Regions from separate parts of the Homo sapiens genome. Here regions 2 and 3 are each linked to region 1. The links are chromatin contacts, found by Hi-C or POLR2A ChIA-PET in ENCODE. All regions are on one chromosome and are shown on one strand. The core of a region is the stretch at or near the end of the contact, and the rest is flanking DNA. Distances in the headings are between cores, read along the strand shown.

Region 1 (4,195 bases), core at 989-3,488:
GGATGTTTTGGGGGGAGGTTTTCTTTTATATTATGTTTTGATCAACACCTGTTGAAGGGAGGGAAAGCAAGCGGGAGTGGCCAGAGGAGGAAGTTGAGCTGCATGCAAACCCACGATGGCCTCAACAGACCACCCAGGCTCAGTCCTGGAGCTCTTCACAATGATCCCACTCTGGGCCGGGATGGCTAGCCCATCATAGCCCTGCACCAATCTAGTGTTTGGTTTTGTTTTTATTATATTTTACCTCCAGCTGGGGAAACTGAGGTGTAGAGCAAGGGTGGCCTGCCCAATGTTGGAAGAAGTAGAACCAGGACTCAAAACCCAGGCCTTGGATATCCTGTGTCACGGGACATGGGGAGTCGGAGATGGTAGATGAGATGAATGGCTAAAAGGGGCTCTGTGTGGCCCAGGACAGTGTCCACACAGTGCAGTAATCCCTCACTTTATCCACTCATTTGTTCAACTCATATTTCATATGCTTAGTTTTCTACAGGCACTGGTAGTTAAAAAATGAGTAAAGTGGCCGGGCGCGGTGGCTCATGCCTGTACTCCCAGCACTTTGGGAGGCAGAGGCGGGCTGATAACGAGATCAGAAGACCGAGACTATCCTGGTTAACATGGTGAAACCCCATCTCTACTAAAAATAGAAAAAATTAGCCAGGCGTGGTGGCAGGCACCTGTAGTCCCAGCTACTCAGGAGGCTGAGGCAGGAGAATGGCGTGAACCCAGGAGGCGGAGCTTGCAGTGAGCCAAGATTGCGCCACTGCACTCCAGCCTGGGCAACAGAGGGAGACTCCTCTCAAAAAAAAAAAAAAAAAAAAGAGTAAAGCACCATTCCTCTCCTCCATGAGCTCATATTTGCCAGGCCTATTTTTCTACAAAGTTTATTTTGAGCATCTACAAAATCAGCAAGTGTGCCTCATCTTTCACTAGGCTCATGACTCTTGTGGGTTTTTGTGAACATGCAGTTTCTCAGTCGGCAGGTCTGGCGTGGGCCTGCGGCTTTGCATCAGAAATGTAATGCTGTGGGTCCTGGCTCACTTTGAGGAGCAAAGATCTGCTCTTCAGAGGCAGGTTTGGGTTTTTTGTTTGTCTGTTTGTTTGCGTTTTAGAGATGGAGGTCTCGCTCTGTCACCCAGGCTGAAGGGCAGTGGCATGATCTCAGATCACTGTAGCCTCGACCTCCTGGGCTCAAGCGATCCTCCTGCCTCAGCCTCCTGAGTGGCTGGGGTCACAGACATGTGCCACCACACCTGGCTAACTTTTTAAAAAAATTTTTGTAGAGACAAGTTCTCACTATGTTGGCCAGGCTGGCCTTGAACTCTTGGGCCTAAGTGATCCTCCCACCTTGGCCTCCCAAAGTGTTGGGATTACAGGCTGGAGCCACTGGACCCCGCCCAAAGGCAGTTTCTACTTGGGTCTCTCTAAGTCAGTCCCACCATGTCCTCTCCCATTGGACATACCTGGAGGATGCTTCTAAAGGGACCAATGCCATGAGAAATGACTTTGCTTACTAAATGGCCTTCTGGATTCAGTGCTTCTGAGAAACCATCTTGGACTAGATGGGGCCTCTTGGGAGCCCAGCCATGGGTGCATAGGGGGCTTTCTGAGCCCTTTCTCTAGATTCCACAAGGGTTCCACATGTCACTGCCTTCACTTCACTGTCACAGAAGTGGCTTTATGGTGCTTTGTCTGTGGAAAGTACTTAGCTCTGGAAAACCACACTTGTTCATGTGAAACCTGACTAATGACAGGAACTGGACATGAGCTGGCCATTGAATTTGCTCAGGATGGTAGGATTTTCACCAGGGAGCATCCCAATGGAATCCATTCGTTTTGCTGGGCCAAAGTCAACAGGAAAATGAGAAAATTTTCCCAAATTAGGGCACAGCCCTTTCCCAATGCTGTTGAGGTGACTGCCCACCACTATGTTTAAATGCAACTTCCTTTTTGTTTTTTCAGTTTGCAGTTACTACTGATACTGCTAAATTATAGTTTGTGTACATGCACGTTTTATTCCACATGTGTAGGTGTCAGACATTTCACTAACCCAACATTTGGTGTATCTGCTGGCACATTGAGACTAAGAACTGGGAGGATACACAGTACAGGGGAATGGTTGACGTTAATTCATAGGTTGCTTTGTTTCTGTCTCAGTAAGGAAACAGGCTGCTATAGTAACACATTTTTGGGGTTTTATCTCATGGGGAAAGCAGAAAATTGCCTGTGTGAATAGCTCCACCCAGTAATTATTCACAGAACTTCAGGTATTGAAACTCACCATTTCTGTGGTTTATATTAATGGCTTCTGTAAAGTTAAAAAAAAATTAAAATACATTTCACTTTCACTCTGCCAAAGCAAGCAAACAGCCACAGGAAGGACCAAACTAAGTAGATAATTTATTTCAGATTCTTTAAATAAGGGAAAAGAACATGCAAGTCAAGGCCCTGGAACCTTCAGGAACAAGATTTACCACATTTAAGTGGTACAAATTTAAAGGCACTGGAAATACAAGAGGGAGAAAACAGAGAGGGGCCTGACCTCGGGTAATGTAACAGGGGCAGCATGGAGATAAGAAACAACTTGACAAGTAAGTTAATTACTAAGCTCACGTCCTGATTAGGACTGCGGAGGAAATAACAGGAAATGTACTAAAGAATAAAACAGGACACCACCTTCTTTGGGTAGGGTGGCCAAGACAGACCTCCCTGAGAAAGTGACATTTAAGCTGTGACCGGTAGGAGGAAAAAGAACAAGAGGGCATGTTCTCTTTCTCTAGCAATGTAGTTAATGTCTACAAAAGGGTAGAATAGATAATTTACTACTTCTCTGGCTAAGCCAACTTCCCACCTACTTCTCGGTGCCAGGGAACTAACATTTAAGGGTTTTGTGCAGGAGCTTTCTTAACCTGCAGTGCTGTGAGATGGGTTGATCTTCAGAATAGGAAGGCAGTTCAGGAGGTTAAAGAATTTGGCCAGGGTTGTACAGAGAGTATAACAGGCAGGCTTGGTTGAGAAATGCGCCACATCAGGAAAAGACAAGCACCGACTGCTTTTATATTTCCAAATAATGAATATCAACAGTTTTGACCAGTGTCTACCTTAGACACACTAGCTGGAGGGGAAAATGTAAAACTGAGTTTTAACAGTATCTCAGGCGCAGTGGCTCACGCCTGTAATCCCAGCACTTTGGGAGGCCGAGGGGGGTGGGTCATTTTAGGTCAGGAGCTGAAGACAAGCCTGGCCAACATGGTGGAACCCCATCTCTAATAAAAATACAAAAATTAGCCAGACGTGGTGGCAGTTGCCTGTAATCCAGCTACTTGGAATGCTGAGGCAGGAGAATTGCTTGAACCCAGGAGGCGGCGATTGCAGTGAGCTAAGATTGCGCCACTGCACTCCAGCCTGGGCAACAGAGCAAGACTCTGTCTCAAAAATTAAATAAATAAATAAAAAATAAAATAAAATAAATAAAAAGGTATCTCAGTGCATCAAATACATTTAGCATGACTCAGTGATTTGTAGTCTTGTCTGATTGTTACAGTGTTGGTCTCATCTCTCTCCATCCTATCTATGTCTTAGGCCTAGCAACACTGATGTTGGTGCCTGGGGCAGGTGATAGAGGAAGGAGTTACCTGTGTGTTTGCCTGTTTGTCAGTGGTGGGCAGATTGTCTTGGCTCAGTCTCCTCTTCTGTTGTTTGACCCACAGAAAATGTGCTACCTCTTGGTTGCATAGGTGGGCTTTCCTCTGGGTTCGTGGATTGGTTCTTTGGCTGGTAGTGGTGAAGGAGGGAACTCACTGAAGCACCTGTCCACCCTCACTGCACATGTGAAGTCCGCCCCTCAGTCCATTTCACCACCGTCTCTTTTCACCATCCTTGATGGATGGGTTTTGGAGTGACCATATCATGATGGCCTAGGTCTCAGCTACTTTCTACACTATTTTCTTGATTGACCTACATGGAGAAAGTTTCTATCTTTGTTCCTCCATTGAGTGGTAAGAAGCCAAGCTGTCTTCCCTGACCCCTCAACCTCCCATTCACCCTTTCTGCTCCACTTTCTCCCATACCCTTGCATCATCAGGCTATCTGTCAGTTCAGTGGTTTAGTGCTCAGCTGAGCCAGGACCTGACTAAGATGGGAGGTTGAGGGAAGTGGTGGTGGTGGTGGGGTGGGGTGGGGCAAGTCAGGAGTC
Region 2 (4,195 bases), core at 1,187-3,686, 250 kb after region 1:
AGGGAAATATGTCAGACAGTTTGGTGACATCAAAGGAATAAGATGTGCATTCTCCTTCTCTCTCTTTCCCTCTCTGTTTCTCTGTCTCTATCCACACAGCCAGAAGTATCATATCTTATTATTGCAAGTTTTCTATCTCACAGCTGATACTTCCCATAGTTAAGATAGAATAAAGTTGACAGAAAACAAGCCATCTCAGGTTTCACTCCTTCTTAATACGCACGGATTTTCAGTCCACATTTTTCTTGTTCTCTGTGGCTCTACTGGCTGCTGACTTTTACCTAGACACTTGACTTTCTTCTTTGTGCAGTTTCCATAAAATCCCTTAGTAGATGTTTTCAAGCCATTTGGGTCCCCAACCCCACCTTTTCCCTGCACCCAGTATCTGATCCCACTTCTCTCCCTGATTCTGATTCCATTACCACCCTAACCATTTCCTCCCTCCCAATGTTTAGCTGTTCACTGCTTTCTTAGTACTCTCTAATGCTACAGTCTGTGATACAGGAGAGCAGGAACTTTCAGAATAGTTGGCACATCGGTCAATGAATCTCAGATTACAAAATAAATTTTAAAATCCAAGTCACTGCTTCAAACATCTGTAAAGATTTCAAGGTTACATAGAAAAATAAGACTTTATTTCAAACATAAACTTTAAAGTTTTAGAATAAAAACAACCAAATTATTTCCCAGAACAGGAAGGATCGTTTTTCAAAAGTTGAAAAGCCTACCAGATTTTCAAAGCACAGTGATAATGCATTACCAACACCAATGCCCTCAGTCTAAAAAGATGATACTACCAACCAAAGCATCATCAGAACCAACTGAATTTTCCTCTTTTTAAATTATTTCACTCTCTTCTCTGTTATTCTTTTATTCTCTTGATTTTTTTATTATAGTCTCTCAAATTCTCATCATATTTCTCGTTCCAACTCCCTCCCTTTTAACTGGTTATGATATGGAATTTACAACTAAATTATCTGTTGTATTTCTTGAATATAATTTTTGGCATATCCTGCCTTCACTTTAAGATTGCAGATTAAAACCGAGTCACAGTATTTCCCTTTCCAGTATCTAACAACATGGAAGAGAGGGGAATTTTTAAAAATTATAAAACCTAAAAGCTAGAGGAGAAGTCACTAGCAGCCACAAAACAGGAAAAGGGGGGATGCTTAATGCATAAACTCCAAAAACTGGAAAATAAGGAAAGATACTGAAGACTGTGAAATGAAACAGAGAGGGTGCACAGCCTTGCTTTTACTTGTGCCCAAACCCCCGGAAGTTGTACTTCTGAATTGATGAACTGAAACCTCAAAAGAAATTAACTGAGTCATTATCTTTTTCCTTCCAAATGAGGAACTGGGGGAGAAGATACTGGTGGGGAAAAGAGAATGAAATAGGGACTGACCCTACAGAAAAGAAAGCTCCACAGCTCTATGGTCTAAGGAGCCAAGGCTACATTTCCACAAGAAAGGAAAATATCCCTCAAGTAGGTCTTGACACAGGACCATCAACAAAGTTCCAGAAAATGAGCAGGGCTCAATTCTTTAACAAAGAGTGGAAATAACCTAACACAGCTGAGCTTTCTCCTTCTGTTACTATTCTCTTGGTGTGTAAAAGAATGAGTAGAACACAAGGATACTCAGGCACCAACCTATAGCTCTGAGGAGCAAACAAAATTGTCATATATAATGTTTTAAAAAATCAAGAAATAACCCTCTGTACATCAGAGCAAATAGAATGCCTAGACAGAACCACCCAAACTTTAAAAAAAGAAGTATTGATATGGCAGGCAATTATATACATTTTATGTGATAAGGAAGAAAGAGAGAAAAGGAAGGACAAAGAACTAAATAATAATGAAACACCAAGTACCCAAAGGAAAACTGCTTCACACTGTAGAATAACTTACCAAGTACTTGATCTGGCTAAAACAGACTCAGACCGGTTCCAAGATGGCCAAATAGGAACAGCTCTGGTCTGCAGTTCTCAGCGTGATTGACGCAGAAGACGGGTGATTTCTGCATTTCCAACTGAGGTACCTGGTTCATCTCATTGAGACTGGTTGGAAGGTGAGTGCAGCCCATGGAGGGTGAGCTGAAGCAGAGTGGGGCGTTGCCTCACCCGGAAAGTGTAAGGGGTCGGGGGATTTCCCTTTCCTAGCCAAGGGAAGACGTGACAGACTGTACCTGGAAAAATAGGACACTCTCACCCAAATACTGCACTTTTCCAAAGGTCTTAGCAACCGGCAGACAAGGTGATTCTCTACTGTGCCTGGCTCGGCAGTTTCCATGCCCACGGAGCCTTCCCCACTGCTAGCACAGCAGTCTGAGATTGAACTGCGAGGTGGCAGCCTGGCTGGGGAAGGGACGTCTGCGATTGCTGAGGCTTGAGTAGGTAAACAAAGCAGCCAGGAAGCTCAAACTGGGTGGAGCCCACCGCATCTCAGCAAGGCCTAACACCTCTATAGACTCCACCTCTGTGGTCAGGGCATAGCTGAACAAAAGGCAGCAGACAACTTCTACAGACTTAAATGCCCGAGTCTGACAGCTCTGAAGACTGCGATGGTTCTCCCAGGATGGTGTTTGAGCTCTGAGAATGGACAAACTGCCTCCTCAAGTGGGTCCCTGACTCCCGTGTAGCCTAACTGGGAGACACTTCCCAGTAGGGGCCAAGAGATACCTCATATAGGCGGGTGCCCCTCTGGGATGAAGCTTCCAGAGGAAGGATCAGGCCAGCAATATTTTCTGTTCTGCAATATTTGCTGTTCTGCAGCCTCCACTGGTGATACCCAGGCAAACAGGGTCTGGAGTGGACCTCTAGCAAATTCCAACAGACCTGCAGCTGAGGGACCTGACTGTTAGAAGGAAAACTAACAAACAGAAAGGTATAGCATCAACATCAACAAAAAGGACATCCACACCAAAACCTGATCTGTAGGTCCCCAACATCAAAGACCAAAGGTAGATAAAACCACAAAGATGGAGAGAAACCAGAGCAGAAAAGCTGAAAATTCTAAAACCTAGAGTGCCTCTTCTCCTGCAAAGGATCGCAGCTCCTTTCCAGCAATGGAACAAAGCTGGATGGAGAATGACTTTGACGAGTTCACCTAAGTAGGCCTCAGAAGGTCGGTAATAACAAACTTCTCTGAGCTAAAGGAGCAGGTTCGAATCCATCGCAAGGAAGCTAAAAACCTGAAAAAAGGTTAACGAATTGCTAACTAAAATAAACAGTGTAGAGAAGACCTTAAATGACCTGATGGAGCTGAAAACCATGGCACGAGAACTTTGTGATGCATGCACAAGCTTCAAAAGCCGATTCGATCAAGTGGAAGAAAGGGTATCTGTGACTGAAGATCAAATTAATGAAATGAAGTGAGAAGACAAGGTTAGAGAAAAAAGAGTAAAAAGAAATGAACAAAGCCTCCAAGAAATATGGGACTATGTGAAAAGACCAAATCTACGTTTGATTGGTGTACCTGAAAGTGATGGGGAGAATGGAACCAAGTTGGAAAACTCTCTGCGGGATATTAAACAGGAGAACTTCCCCAACCTAGAAAGGCAGGCCAACATTCAAATTCAGGAAATACAGAGAACGCCACAAAGATACTCCTCGAGAAGAGCAACCCCAAGACACATAATTGTCAGATTCACCAAAGTTGAAATGAAGGAAAAAATGTTAAGGGCAGACAGAGAGAAAGGTCGGGTTACCTACAAAGGGAGCCCATCAGACTAACAGCAGACCTCTCAGCAGAAACCCTACAAGCCAAAATAGAGTGGAGGCCAATATTCAACCTTCTTAAAGAAAAGACTTTTCAACCCAGAATTTCATATCCAGCCAAACTAAGCTTCATAAGTGAAGGAGAAATAAAATCCTTTACAGACAAGCAAATGCTGAGAGATTTTGTCACCACCAGGCTTGCCTTACAAGAGCTCCTGAAGGAAGCACTAAACATGGAAAGGAACAACCGGTACCAGCCACTGCAAAAACATGCCAAATTGTAAAGACCATCAATGCTATAAAGAAACTGCATCAATTAATGGGCAAAATAACCAGCAAACATCATAATGACAGGATCAAATTCACACATAACAATATTAACCTTAAATGTAAATGGGATAAATGCCCCAGTTAAAGACACAGACTGGCAAATTGGATAAAGAGTCAAGACACATCAGTATGCTGTATTCAGGAGACC
Region 3 (4,195 bases), core at 606-3,105, 200 kb after region 1:
CCTTTACCCCATCAGAGAACTTGAGAATGTGGCCTAAAGGCAAATGGCTAGGAACTTTGCCCTCCAAGGTAGTATGGGTTAAATGACCATAATCTGAATTTCTGGACAGTGTCAGCTTATTATTTGGGATCATTTGAAATTACCATTACCAGAACTGGAGTACTGCATAGAATAATTGCTGACTTAAATATTAATATTTTGTGAGCAACTGAGAGCAAGTTCCTTGCTTTTGAGCAGAGATTAGAATGAATATCCTGGCTGAATACTGCTGAAAACTTCAGAGTCAAGTTCTCTTCCTGTATTGATATTGTCCTTGCAGCATCACAGACCAAGTCAGATCCATTAGTTATGGAAACACGTGAGCAGTTCACAGCAATGGCCTTATCAGAGATTCACATCCATGAAACTAGAGTGCCTGCCTGGGTGCTTCTGACCAGCCCTGGTGCCATGTACAACACGTCCTGATAAATGAACCAGGCATGAGAGGACTTGCCCTCCTCCTGCCTTGTTGTAACTGCCAGAGTTCTATGTCCACATTGAGTCTTCCCCAGTAACTCATTTTTATAGGAAAAAAGGTCCTAATGGCCTCTGTTCAAAAGTGCAGACTTGGTGCTATGTGAGGTGGACCTTCTGTCTTCCAATTTTGCTTCTAAGAGATCTTTCAAATTAGATCCCATAAAAATGAGACGTGTACACAAATTAGCACTGAGTCTCACATATGGTATTTGTGGGTCTGTATATAATCAGGGTTGTAAAAGAACAATAAATTCAAGCTGTAGCTGAATCACAAATGAAAGTCCTTTAAAATAATGGAAGGTGAGATGTATCAGACTTTGAATGGGTCTTTAAAATACCGCCTGCTCGTTCTGGCTAAGTTCATTTGCATAACAGAGCTCAGCAGCTGGGGAGCCAGCTAATAGAGTTTCATAGTCTTGAAGCTTAGAGCTATGTCCTCAGTTTAGATGATATGGGGAGAGGGTAAGAATCTAAAAATAGAAAAGGCATCTTCTTATCTTCTCAAATGGGTGGAGTTAAACAGACTGAAAATATGAAAAGCATCCCCTTCGGGTTACTGGGTGCTTCTGGTTACACTGATTTCCGCCTTAGAAATTCAGCATTGAACTTAAATGAAAATCTAACACTATGGGGTTTTTTTCCCCTTCAATTTTAAAATTATTCAGAGAAGCACTCCTACAGAGGTTTGTAAAAGGATTGACATGAGCGTCCACATTGTAGTAATATTTTAGTGTTTCTGATCCCAAAGATTGGCTGGTCATTTCTATATTAGTAAGAAGACTGCCGTGTTCAAAGAGAAAGCTTCTTCAAGGGAAAGTCCGTGTGCGTTTTTCTATGGAAAAGTGACATGGGACTACAAGGAAATTGGCAGTGATCGTGTTCCCATACAGGAAACTCAGAATAAATGGGAACGTGAACACCTCCCTTCACGCACTGTCAGGGAGGCGCAGGGTAACCGCCCTCCCCTCTGTGAGAGCTTCATCCCATGGCCATACTTGCTGTCCCCTCCCCACCCCAGCCCATTCCATCTTTTGAGAAACCTGAGCTGTTACTTGGAGGAGCCAAAATCTTTCCTTGTAGTTTCTGCTTGGTAGCTCTAGGGCCTCCCAGAACAAGTTAATTCCTTTTCATTACAATTAAATGAATCCTTCAGATCCCTTAAGATTAGTTTTCTCTTTCTATGAGTTCTCTTTAAGCTGCTCTATTCCTTCAGCCTCTTCTCACATGTCCTAATCGAGCTCCTTCACTTCCTCCCATTTGCCTCCCTCTGAACATGCGGGGACATGTTCCAGGTAGCCTTTATCCCTTCTAAATGTGGAGCCTAGGATCATGTTCTGGGCGCTTGGCACAGTGGAATTATTATCTTCTGGTTGGCAGCAGAGAGACATAGCCCACAGATGGTTGGGGGTAGGGAGGCGGCGGAGGGTACTTGGCCGAGTCATCATCCTCCCCTAGGACTGTTGGTTCCAACATGCAGGAGGAGTCGCTGGATACTCTGGCATGGGGCTCAGATGGTGCAGTAGTGCAGTGGTGCCGTGACTGGCCGCATAGTGCGACTGTGCTGAGGCAAAGCGAAAAGTGATCAGAAGCTGGAATGTCCCTGAAGGATGTGACAACCGAGCCAGAAAGGGGAAGTCGGATGCAGGCTCACTTCCTGCAAGGAGGAGAAAAGAACAGAGCCGCAGGTCCCTGGGGGCAGTAGCACCCCTCAACCCACCTGCCCATTTTTATACATGTGTGTTTTAAATTAACACTGCAACCTGTTTTGCAGGATGCAATTTTTTTTTTTTTTTACTTTTTCTCTCCACTAAGAATTAATCTAAAAACAATTAGTAGGCAAACCAAACATTCCTTTAAAATAAATGGAATTTTAAAAATATCCCAACTCCTTGGTTCTTTTCAGAGTCCTGTAAGTTGCCAGTGCATCAACTCTAAGTAACTTAGGAGCTGATTTTTCTGTCTGTCATTTTTTAAAACCGCTTGATTTTCCCTTCCTCCTGGCTGCTGCCCTGTTTTGATATTTTCAGCATCATTCTGTTTGCCAAAAAGATGGTAAGAAATGAAGCAAAGCACCGCTTCAGTTTTTTTCTTAACCAAATTATTTATTACTGCTGTGATTATTTCTATCATTATCACTGTCATTTACGCTTCAGTCAGTCACAAGAAACTAGAATTGTCTAGCCTAGTGCAACCCGGCTCTCTTCCTTCCTTATAAAAACCAGGGCCGTAGCTTCCTCTCCGGTCCTTTTGTGTATTGAAACTCTTGGATTTCTCACACAACCTGTAAGGGAGCATGTCCGTTCTCAGCAGCACTGTGCCCACCTGTCTGCCTGCCACATGTGTTCTCTCTGACCTGCCACATGACTGACTGGCAAGCTGGACCCTTTTGTTGGCAAATCTTTTCTCTCTAGTGCCCCAGGAACTAGAGCATTTGTTTTTAAAGGAATCTAACTTCTGAGATGAATGTTATCTCCAGTGTTATCTATGAAGGGAAAGAGGAACAAACCATGATCCAAGAACTAGGAGAAAGTTTGTGGAACTAGAAAGAAACCAGGAATAATTGTGGGAAGTTCAAATTTCAGGGTCAAGGTTTTTGAGAAAGGGCTAACTATAAGAACCTTTGTCTGTCTTTTAAGATTTAGGTAAGATAGTGGGAGTAGAGAAATGCAAGAAAACTAGAGAGCCAGGCATGGTGAGGCTCATCTGTAAGCCTAGCTGCTCGGGAAGCTGAGGCAGGAGGATCACTTGAGGCCAGGAGTTCAAGACCAGCCTGGGCAACATGGCAAGACCCCTTGTTCTAAAAAAAAAAAAAATTGTTTTTAATTAGCTGGGAATGGTGTTGTGCACCTGTAGTCTCAGCTACTCAGGATGCTGGGGCAGGAGGATGGCTTGAGCCCAGGGTTTCGATGCTGCAGTGAGCTGTGATCATGCCACTGCACTCCAGCCTGGGTGACCACATGACTTGACCCTTGGTTGCAGGAAAGGGGTTCAAGATGAGGAAAGGACAGACACGAGTGAATGTGCTCAGCACCCTCAGATGGCTCAGTGCCCACAGGTTAATGCTGGTGTTGAGAGTTTTGACTGAGACAGAAAGCTAAAATTCTCTCATCTGGGTTGTGGAACACCCAGGAGGGCCCGCTCCCTAGTTGTAGTCTGGTAATTCGCTTCCGGCCTGTAAGCCTTTCCTGTTTAGCTCCTCCTTTTCTCTTTTCCCAGCATCCCTTCCTCCAAGCAGATCCTTCTTCCTTCTGGGCAGAACGCAAAGCCCTGGGGTTCCCCTGACTCATGCTGACTGTTCTGATGTGTTGGTCATTCACCAGCAGTCTCCTGGAACCCAGGTGTCTTCTATTTTCTTTTTTTTTTTTTTTTTTTTTTTTTTTGAGAGGGAGTCTTGCTCTGTCACCCAGGCTGGAGTGCAGTGGCACGATCTTGGCTCACTGCAAGCTCCGCCTCCCGGGTTCATGCCATTCTCCTGCCTCAGCCTCCCAAGTAGCTGGGACTACAGGCGCCTGCCACCAGGCCCGGCTAATTTTTTGTATTTTTAGTAGAGACGGGGTTTCACCGTGTTAGCCAGGATGGTCTTTATCTCCTGATCTTGTGATCTGCCCGCCTCGGCCTCCCAAAGTGCTGGGATTACAGGCTTGAGCCACCATGCCCGGCCCCAGGTGTCTTCTTAAAA

Evidence for each region. A loop is a pair of places that touch in the nucleus more often than their neighbours do. ChIA-PET counts read pairs that join two places held with the same protein, here RNA polymerase II (POLR2A). Pooled maps may share reads with other maps.
Region 2: a loop to region 1 is called in a pooled map, with 2.7 times the contacts of the local background. The contact joins two enhancer-like sites. A Hi-C loop is called at or near these places in 2 of 50 pooled maps. POLR2A ChIA-PET finds 5 or more read pairs at or near these places in 3 of 52 experiments (CD4-positive, alpha-beta memory T cell, GM12878 and HCT116).
Region 3: a pooled map shows a loop between it and region 1 (6-fold over the local background). The contact joins two enhancer-like sites. A Hi-C loop is called at or near these places in 5 of 37 single-sample maps with no recorded cell type and 5 of 50 pooled maps. POLR2A ChIA-PET finds 5 or more read pairs at or near these places in 5 of 52 experiments (BJ, GM10248, GM12878 and 2 more).

The regions. Positions count from the first base shown.
Region 1 is chr2:37,850,059-37,854,253 of GRCh38, reverse strand. The region is part of intron 2 of PIRAT1 (PU.1 (SPI1) induced regulator of S100A8 and S100A9 alarmin transcription 1); the gene reads left to right. Among named protein-coding and RNA genes, the nearest start is that of PIRAT1, 24 kb to the left of the region's middle. RefSeq lists a silencer at 521-570. Within about 2 kb of position 2,238, at least 6 of the 41 ENCODE cell types and tissues checked have a DNase peak (open chromatin) inside an H3K27ac peak, as active enhancers do; they include GM12878, where a contact is called at or near this core.
Region 2 is chr2:37,598,077-37,602,271 of GRCh38, reverse strand. The region is part of intron 1 of LINC03063 (long intergenic non-protein coding RNA 3063); the gene reads right to left. Among named protein-coding and RNA genes, the nearest start is that of LINC03063, 38 kb to the right of the region's middle. RefSeq lists an enhancer at 1,447-1,536. Within about 2 kb of position 2,436, at least 5 of the 41 ENCODE cell types and tissues checked have a DNase peak (open chromatin) inside an H3K27ac peak, as active enhancers do.
Region 3 is chr2:37,651,876-37,656,070 of GRCh38, reverse strand. All of the region lies in intron 1 of CDC42EP3 (CDC42 effector protein 3), which reads left to right. Among named protein-coding and RNA genes, the nearest start is that of CDC42EP3, 18 kb to the left of the region's middle. RefSeq lists enhancers at 1,063-1,122, 1,790-1,999, 3,622-3,811. Within about 2 kb of position 1,855, at least 25 of the 41 ENCODE cell types and tissues checked have a DNase peak (open chromatin) inside an H3K27ac peak, as active enhancers do; they include GM12878, where a contact is called at or near this core.